Regions from separate parts of the Homo sapiens genome. Here region 1 is linked to region 2. Evidence: read pairs that join two places in POLR2A ChIA-PET (ENCODE). Cell type or tissue: PC-9. All regions are shown on one strand.

Region 1 (4,000 bases), 75 kb before region 2:
TATAATGTCATGATTTTTAATTGCTCCTTGGGAGAACTTCCAGCATTACTAGTGGCACTTCGTATGAGTCCCATGGTCTTATTCGAGGTTTATGGTATTGCATTAAACACAACAAAATATACATGAGAACCACAAGAGATCACTTTTTACTGCAACGCACAATTTACTGGCAAGATGAGCTGCCCACTTAGAGATGATCAGTGTCACACAGCATTTTAAGCGGACTTTCACAACACTTGAGCTCTGCCACAACAGCAATAGGAGGTAGCTACAAGATTATCACAGTAGTACAGTATTACTGCAGGTAATTTTATGCAGTTATGATTTAATACTGCATCTTTACATTGGTTTACATTTCTCTTGACCATGAATGGTGCCAAGTACAGTCTGTGTTTGTCCGTTTAACTTTTTATAATATATTTGTGTATACTTAAAGGTAGTAAATGATAAAATAGACTATTACACGTGCTTTATGCATTCATGACATTCCTAACTTTTTCTTATTTTTAAGACATTTCTAGGCTACACAGTTTGTCTGCAAGTTTTTTTGAACTGTCACAAATCTCCAAACATGTTTTCAATATGTTTACTGTAAAAAATTCACATAGAAGTGGAGCCAAACAGTTCAAACTTGTGTTGTTCAAGGGTCAACGCTACATTCCCGCCAACAGCATGCAAGTGTTCCTTTTCCTTCATACCCTCCCCAAACTTGTTATTTCTTGTCTTTTTGATAATGGCTATTCTAACAGGTGTGAGGTGATATGTCATAATGGTTTTGATCTCCATAATCATTAGTGTTGCTGAGAAGCTTTTCATATAGCTGTTGTCCACTTTTATGTCATCTTTGGAGAAATTTATAAATCGGGTTATATGGGATTTTTTGCTATTAAGTTGTACAAGTTCTTTATAAATCTTGGACCTTAACCCCTCATCTGTTATATAGTTAGCAAATATATTTTTTTCTAATCTGTAAATTGCCTTTTTATTTTGTTGATTGTATCCTTTGCTATGCAGAAGTCTTTTTGTTTGATATAGTCCCTTTATTCATTTTTACTTTTGTAGCCTGGATTTTACTGTGGTATTCAAGAAATCATTGCCAAGGCTTTTACTCTATGCACACTTCTGGGAGTTTTATGGTTTCATGCCTTACCTTTAGGTCTTTTATCCATTTTGAGTTTTTTTGTGTATGGTGTGAGATGAGTCCAATTTCATTCTCTTGAATGTGGAAATTCGGTTTTCCCAGCACTATTTATTGAAGAGATTATAGTTTCCCTACTGTGTCTTTTTGGTACCCTTTTTGAAAATTAGTTGGCCATATGTGTTTAGATTTATTTCTGGGCTCTCCATTCTGTTCCACTGGTCTATGTGTTCGTTTTTATGCCAGTACCATACTGTGTTGGTTACTATAGCTTTGTAATATAAATTTAAATCAGGAAGTGTGATGTCTCCACATTTTTTTTTTTTTTTCAGAATGGCTTTGGCTATTAGGAGTTTTTTTGCAGTTCTATATGAATTTTAGGATTGTTTTTTCTATTTCTATGAGGAATGTTGTTGGGATTTTGGTCAAGATGCATTGAATCCACATGTTGCTGTGGGTAGCATAGACATTTAACAACATCAGTTCTTCTGGTCCATGAGCATGGAATATGTTTCCATTTATTTGTGTCCTTTTCCATTTCTTTCATCATTATTTCATAGGTCTCATTGTACAGATTTATCGCCTCCTGGGTTAATTTATTCCTATTTTTTATGATATTGTAAATGGGATGGTTTTTAAATTTCTTTAAAAAAATTTTAATTAACTACTTTCCTTTCATCTTTCTTTTTCCTCTTTAGATGAGCATCATGATCTATGGTTTTTAAATTTTTCAGCTAAGTTGTTACTTGTGTATAGAAAAGCCACATATTTCTCCATGCTGATTTTATATTTTGCAACTTTATTGAATTTATTCATTATATTTAACAGTTTTTGGTGGAATCTTTGGGATTTTCTACATATAGAATCATGTAATCTGCAGATAGAGATAATTTTACTTCTTCCTTTCCAATTCAGATAGATTTTGTCTCTTTTCCTTGTCTAATTGCTCTTGATAGGACTTTCAGTACTATGTTGAATAGGGTGGTAAGAATGGGCATCCCTGCCTTGTACCAGGTCTTAGAGGAAAAGTTTTCAGTTTCTCCCCTTATTATGATGTTAGCTGTGGGTTTTTGTAAATGGTATTTCTTATGTTGAGGAACTTTCTTTCTATACCTAAACTGTTAAGAATTTTTTATCAAGAAGGAATGTTAAACTTTGTCAAATGCTTTTTCTGTGTCAATTGATCTGATTGTGTGGTTTTCATGTTTTAGTCTATTAATGTGATGTATCTCATTGATTGATTTGCATGTGTTAAACCAGCCTTGCCTGCCAGCAATCAATCCCACTTGATCATAATGTTTAATCTTTTTGATGTGTTGTTGAATTTGATTTGCTAATATTTTATTGAGTTCCTGGACACTAATAAGATGCTGACTTTTATGATCTAGAAAAATCTTTTCTTTATCTTAATCACAGTACAGGGCACATCAACAGGGGAGCTTTTTTTTTTTCTTTCTTTCTCCATTACTGTTTTTCTTTGGCCATAAGGGGAGACATGAACCCAATATTATCCTTTTCCAGATATGTCGATTTAGAAAACAAACAAATATGTGTGTGTGTGTGTGTGTGTGTGTGTGTGTCTGACACATAAAATTAGGACCTTTTGAGGCTGCCACTAACATATCACCAAAGAACTTATTGCTAAAGATATTCTGAAAAGCAATTTATATATTTAGTGTGTTCAGGAGTTTGTAATGTGCATTCCTCACAGGGTTACCTGGTTCATAAGGTTCTTGGGAAAGGGATTTGCCAGAACTTATACTAGGAAACTATTGGCAGCCTGCCTGTCTAGTGCAGAAACATTTTATTTCTATGAACCATTTAGTATTCTAAATGTCTATACTGAGTCCATATTTTATAATAGCAGCAACAAACTTGAAATTGAATTGTCTCTGAAACTGTGTCTACCTAAGAAAATGAAAGCTGCAATAGAAACTCATAAATGAAAAAATTATCTCCTGACCATTTTTGAGAGAATGAGAGACATATTCTGCTCAGTGTAAAAGTGGTTATTAAAGTTATTTTGAAAAATTTCATTTATACAATGTATTTTAGAATTTACTGAAGCCTTTTGGGAGAGAGAAAAGTTATACATGACGGTGTCACAGAAAAATATGATCCAAATCCAGAAAGGAAATTTTTGTAAAATAAACTGTAGATCTAAGACTTCTGGCTTGTCAATACTGTGGACCTAATGTTTTGAAAATTCTCCCCTAAAGAACTACAAATGCTAGTAAAAATAGAACAAATATTTTCTAAAATGTAAACCTGAGTGCTCAAGAAAGCATTGCCCAGAGAAATATCCAGAAATGACAACCAGAGCTGCTAGCACATGGTCTGAAGCAGCCGTAGGCGAGCGTCCCTGGAGAACAGGGACCTGGGTTTAACTTTCATGCAGGCGCAAGGAATGGGGCCTTAGGCCTACTGTTGACGGAAGGTAAGAACTGAGATCCCTGCATAAATCTGAGAACTGTGAAAGGCAATAACCTCGAAGAGAAAGATCAGCATAAATCCACAGTCCCAGCTCAAGGATACCAGTTTATGTGCATTTCTTGGCTTGGGAACACCACTACCATGTATTTGCCTTCACAGACTCACTGACAGAACCATTTGATTTTCCTCCTCAGGAATAAGATAACTGTGCTCAGAAGGAAAGACCAAGTTACAAAAATAAATAGAAAGCAAGGAAATTTATAAACTTTCGGCAAAGTCTAAAAAGCACTAACTATGTCAAAGAACAAACTCAATAATAGCTAATTTGAGGGTGTAAAAACAATGTTGTAACTAAACTACTGGAAAAATGACACATAAGGTTTTGGGAGTTTTAAAATGTGTTTTTAAATCCTAATGATGTTTGGGAAA
Region 2 (4,000 bases):
AATTAGCCGGGCGTAGTGGCGGGCGCCTGTAGTCCCAGCTATTCCGGAGGCTGAGGCAGGAGAATGGTGTGAACCCGGGAGGCGGAGCTTGCAGTGAGCAGAGATCGCACCACCGCACTCCAGCCTGGGCGACAGAGTGGGACTCCGTCCGAAAAAAAAAAAAAAAAAAAAAATTGTTACTAAGTTCAGCTGGAGACTTCCTTCTCCCTGTGACATTTTCCCCCGCGCCTCTGGCCGCCATCCCGAAGGATCCCTGTGGCGCCAGGCAGCAATGTCCTGCTTGGGGACCCAGCGAGCTCCCAGGGCCTTTCCCGTTGCTTCCTCTACCCCTGTATTTTGCTCAGCTCTGAATTGACTCAGCTCCAGGTAAGGTCAGAAACTTCTCCTGCAAACTAGACCTTCGTTTCCCCAGTGGGGGTGTGTGTTTGGGGTGGAGGGTCTCCCTTTCTCACTTTCGCAGTTTGGGCACTCACAGTATTTGGGGTGTCTCCCGGTCCTGCAGGAGCAGCCTGCTTCCTTCAGAGGATCTGTGGGTCCTCTCAGGATTGCTGGGTTGTTCTGCAGTGGTTCTGGAGCTGGAATTGATGATGCGAGGCTCCGCACGCTGCTGTCTGTCCGAGTTGGAGCTGCAATCTGGTCCTGCCTGCCATCCGCCATGATGATCTCTTTCTGACCCGGGGCATATTTAATGTCTTATTTCTATTAACGTTCTATTCATGATGATATATATTCTCTAAGATGATAAAAGCTTTCACTTTCTCTACAGCTATCCTCTCTTCTTCTTGAGCTCTCACCAGACTATAACATCCGTATTTCTACTAAAGTCTTTTCATGGCAAATTAGGCTTTTTCTAGCATGCACCTCAAAGTTCATTTAGCCTCTACCCATTATCCATTTCCAAAGTCACTTCCACATTTTTAGGTGTTTGTTACAGTGGCACTCCGTTTCTTGGTACTGAAATATGTATTATCATTATTATTATTAACAGCTTGGGCTGCCATAACAGAACACCACAGACTGGATGGTTTAAATAACAGAAATTTATTTTCTCACAGTTCTGGCGACTAGAAGTTCAAGATCAAGGTGCCAGAAAATTTGGTTTCTGGGGAGGGCTCTCTTGGCTTGCAGAGTGCTGCCTTCTCCTGTGTCCTTCTAGGGCCTTTCTTCTATGCATGTGTGGAGAAAGAGAGAGAGCTCTGGCGTCTCTTCCTCTTCTTGTAAGGCCACTAGTGCTAATGGTTTAGGGCCTCAATCTTTTTTTTTTTTTTTTTTTTTTTTTTTTTTTTTTTTTTTTTTGAGACAGTGTCTGGCTCTGTCACCCAGGCTGGAGTGCTATGGTGCGATCTCGGCTCACTGCAACCTCCGCCTTTGGGTTCAAGAGATTCTCCTGCCTCAGCCTCCTGAGTAGCTGGGATTACAGGCATGCATCACCATGCCTGGCTAATTTTTGCTTAGGGCCTCAATCTTATGACCTAATTTAATTATTTCCTTAAAGGCTCTATCTCCAAATACAATGGCACTGGGGATGAGGGCTTTCACATCTGGATTTTGGGAGGACACAATTTGGCCCAAACAGTTTTCTGTCCTTTTCCATTTTTATTTTTGGCAATTTAACTATAGGTTTATCAACTTTGCTGATATTTTCAAAGAACTAGCTTTGGGATTTATTAATTTTCTCTATTGGATGTCAATTTCTATTTCATCAATTTATACTCTTATCTTTATTATTCCCTTTCCTCTACTTACTTTCATTTAATTTGCCTTCTACAGTGGTTCCCCCCGCCGCCATCCAGTTTTATTTTCCACAGTTTCAGTTACCCGTGGTCAACTGTGGTCTAAAAATATTAAAGGGGAAATTCCAGAAGTAAACAATTCATGTGTTTTAAATTGTGTGCCATTCTGAGTAGCATGATGGAAACTCCCACTGTCCTGCTCTGTCCTGCCCAGGATGTGAATCATCCCTTTATTCAGTATATCTCAGCTTTATATGCTGCCTGCCTGTTAGTCACTTGGTAGCTGTCTCAGTTATCAGATTGGCAGATCACAGGAAGATGGATGAGTGTAGTAAAATGACATATTTTGAGAAAGAGAGAGAGAGACCACATTCACATAACTTGTATGACAGTACGTTACTATAATTGTTCTATTTTATTATTAGTTATTGCTGTTAATCTCTGACTGTGCCTAATTTATAAATTAAACTTTCTCATAGGTTTATATGTATAGGTAAAAACATAGTATGCATAGGGTTTGGTATTGTCCATGGTTTCAGGCATCCACCGCGGAAGGTGGGGGGGGTCATAAAATGTATCCCTTGTGGAGAAGAGGGGGCCACTATATTTTTAGCTTCTTATTGACTGATTTTTCTCCTGGTTTTCAGCCACTGTTTTCTGCTCTTGCATGTCTAGCAATTTTTTCTTGGATGCTGAAAATTTTGAATAGTATGTTGTTCATGTCTTGGTTTTGCTAAATTTCTTTAAAATGTGTTGACATTTATTTTGGCAGGTAGTTAAGAAACTCACAGTTCCACTTCACCTTTTGGGGCTTGTCTCAGGCTTTTGCTGGGGTAGATCAACAATAGTCCTTGCTCTAGGCCTAGTTTAGCTCCAGATCTAAAGCATCATCTTAATAATGCCCTAGACGTTAGTGAGGTTTTTCCACACTGGTTGGCATGGGGTTTTGTTTGTTTGTTTTTTGTTTTTTGTGTTTTTTTGAGACAATCTTGCTGTGTTGCCCAGGCTGGGGTGCAGTGGTGGAATGCAATCTTGGCTCACTGCAACCTTTGCCTCAGGGCTCAAGCAATCCTCCCTGCTTAGCCTCCCAAGTAGCTGGGACTACGCGCGCATGCCACCGCACCTGGCTAAGTTTTATATTTTTAGTAGAGATGGGGTTTTACCATGTTGCCCAGACTGGTCTTGAACTCCTGGGCTCAAGTGATCCGCAAACCTTGGCCTCCAAAAGTGCTGGGATTATAGGTATAAGCCACTGTGCCTGGCTGGCATGTTTTCATTATCTCCCAGCCCAAAGTGAGCTCTGAGAATTGTTTGGCTTACAGCTTCCCAGGAGACCCTTGCCAGACCCATCCATGGACATATTAATATTCAGCAATAGGCTCAAGGGAATCCCTCTGTTGATTTCTATATCTCTTTATCTGTACAGATCCTACCCCTCAGTATTCTGCCTGGCAAATTCCTGCTACTTGAGGCCCCCTTGTCTCACTTAATGAAATCCCCATGTATTGCTTGGATTCTCTCTCCCTGCAGCACAGTCCAAAAAATACCTCCAGGCAGACAGCTGAGGTGGGACTTACCCTGTTTTCCCCCCTTTTATCACATATCAAAGTCCTGTGAGATCGCTTGTCCAGTGTCTAAGTCTGATAGAAAATTTGAATTTGATATGAAGCGTTTCATACCGTTGTTCAGTTTTCCAATTGTTGACGGTAGGAGGGCAAGGCCAGCACTATTTACTCCAATATGGTTAAAAATGGCAGCGTTACAATGCCTTTTAATTCATCTCTCTGATTCTATCCTCGTAATTCTCCAATCTATTTTTTCACATACCTTCCAGGGTAATCTTCTGAAAACAGAAGTCAGATTGTGCCGCTCCTTTGTTGAAGATTCTCAGCTGGTTTCCCACCTCTCTCAGAGTAAAGCCCTAAATGCCTGCCCTTGTCTAAGTCCCGCCATTACTTGGCTCCAGGTTCCCTTCTTCATTCATTGCCGTCTTCATTGCCCCCTCCTTCCCCGGATTCACGCTGCGTCGGCCATTTTGATTTCCTTCTTGTTCCTTGAACACCCTAGCACATGCCTGCCTTCGAACCTTTGCACTTGCTCTCCCCAGTGCTTGGGTCTCTGCCTGAATCTGCCTGACTCACCTGCTCTTCTTCAGCTCTCTGCTCGGACGTCAACGCATCATAGAGCCTTCTCTGACCAGTCCATTGTAAACCACCTCAGCCCCTGCACTTGATGTTCTATTCCCTCCCCTGCTTTATTTTTCTTCA

The links. Peaks named below come from ENCODE experiments on the same cell type or tissue, not always from the same donor. Only the 100,000 strongest peaks of a DNase experiment are listed, where the experiment ranks them.
Region 1: POLR2A ChIA-PET joins it to region 2 with 5 read pairs; 3 of 35 experiments call an interaction of 5 or more read pairs at or near these places.

What each region holds. Positions count from the first base shown.
Region 1 is chr4:183,048,539-183,052,538 of GRCh38, reverse strand. No RefSeq gene overlaps it. Among named protein-coding and RNA genes, the nearest start is that of WWC2-AS2, 49 kb to the left of the region's middle. In PC-9, no CTCF peak of the experiment used is centred here; no DNase peak of the experiment used is centred here.
Region 2 is chr4:182,973,922-182,977,921 of GRCh38, reverse strand. The region is part of intron 1 of LOC107986327 (a long non-coding RNA gene); the gene reads left to right. Among named protein-coding and RNA genes, the nearest start is that of DCTD, 59 kb to the right of the region's middle. In PC-9, no CTCF peak of the experiment used is centred here; a DNase peak (open chromatin) is centred at 2,001; H3K27ac peaks cover 421 bases.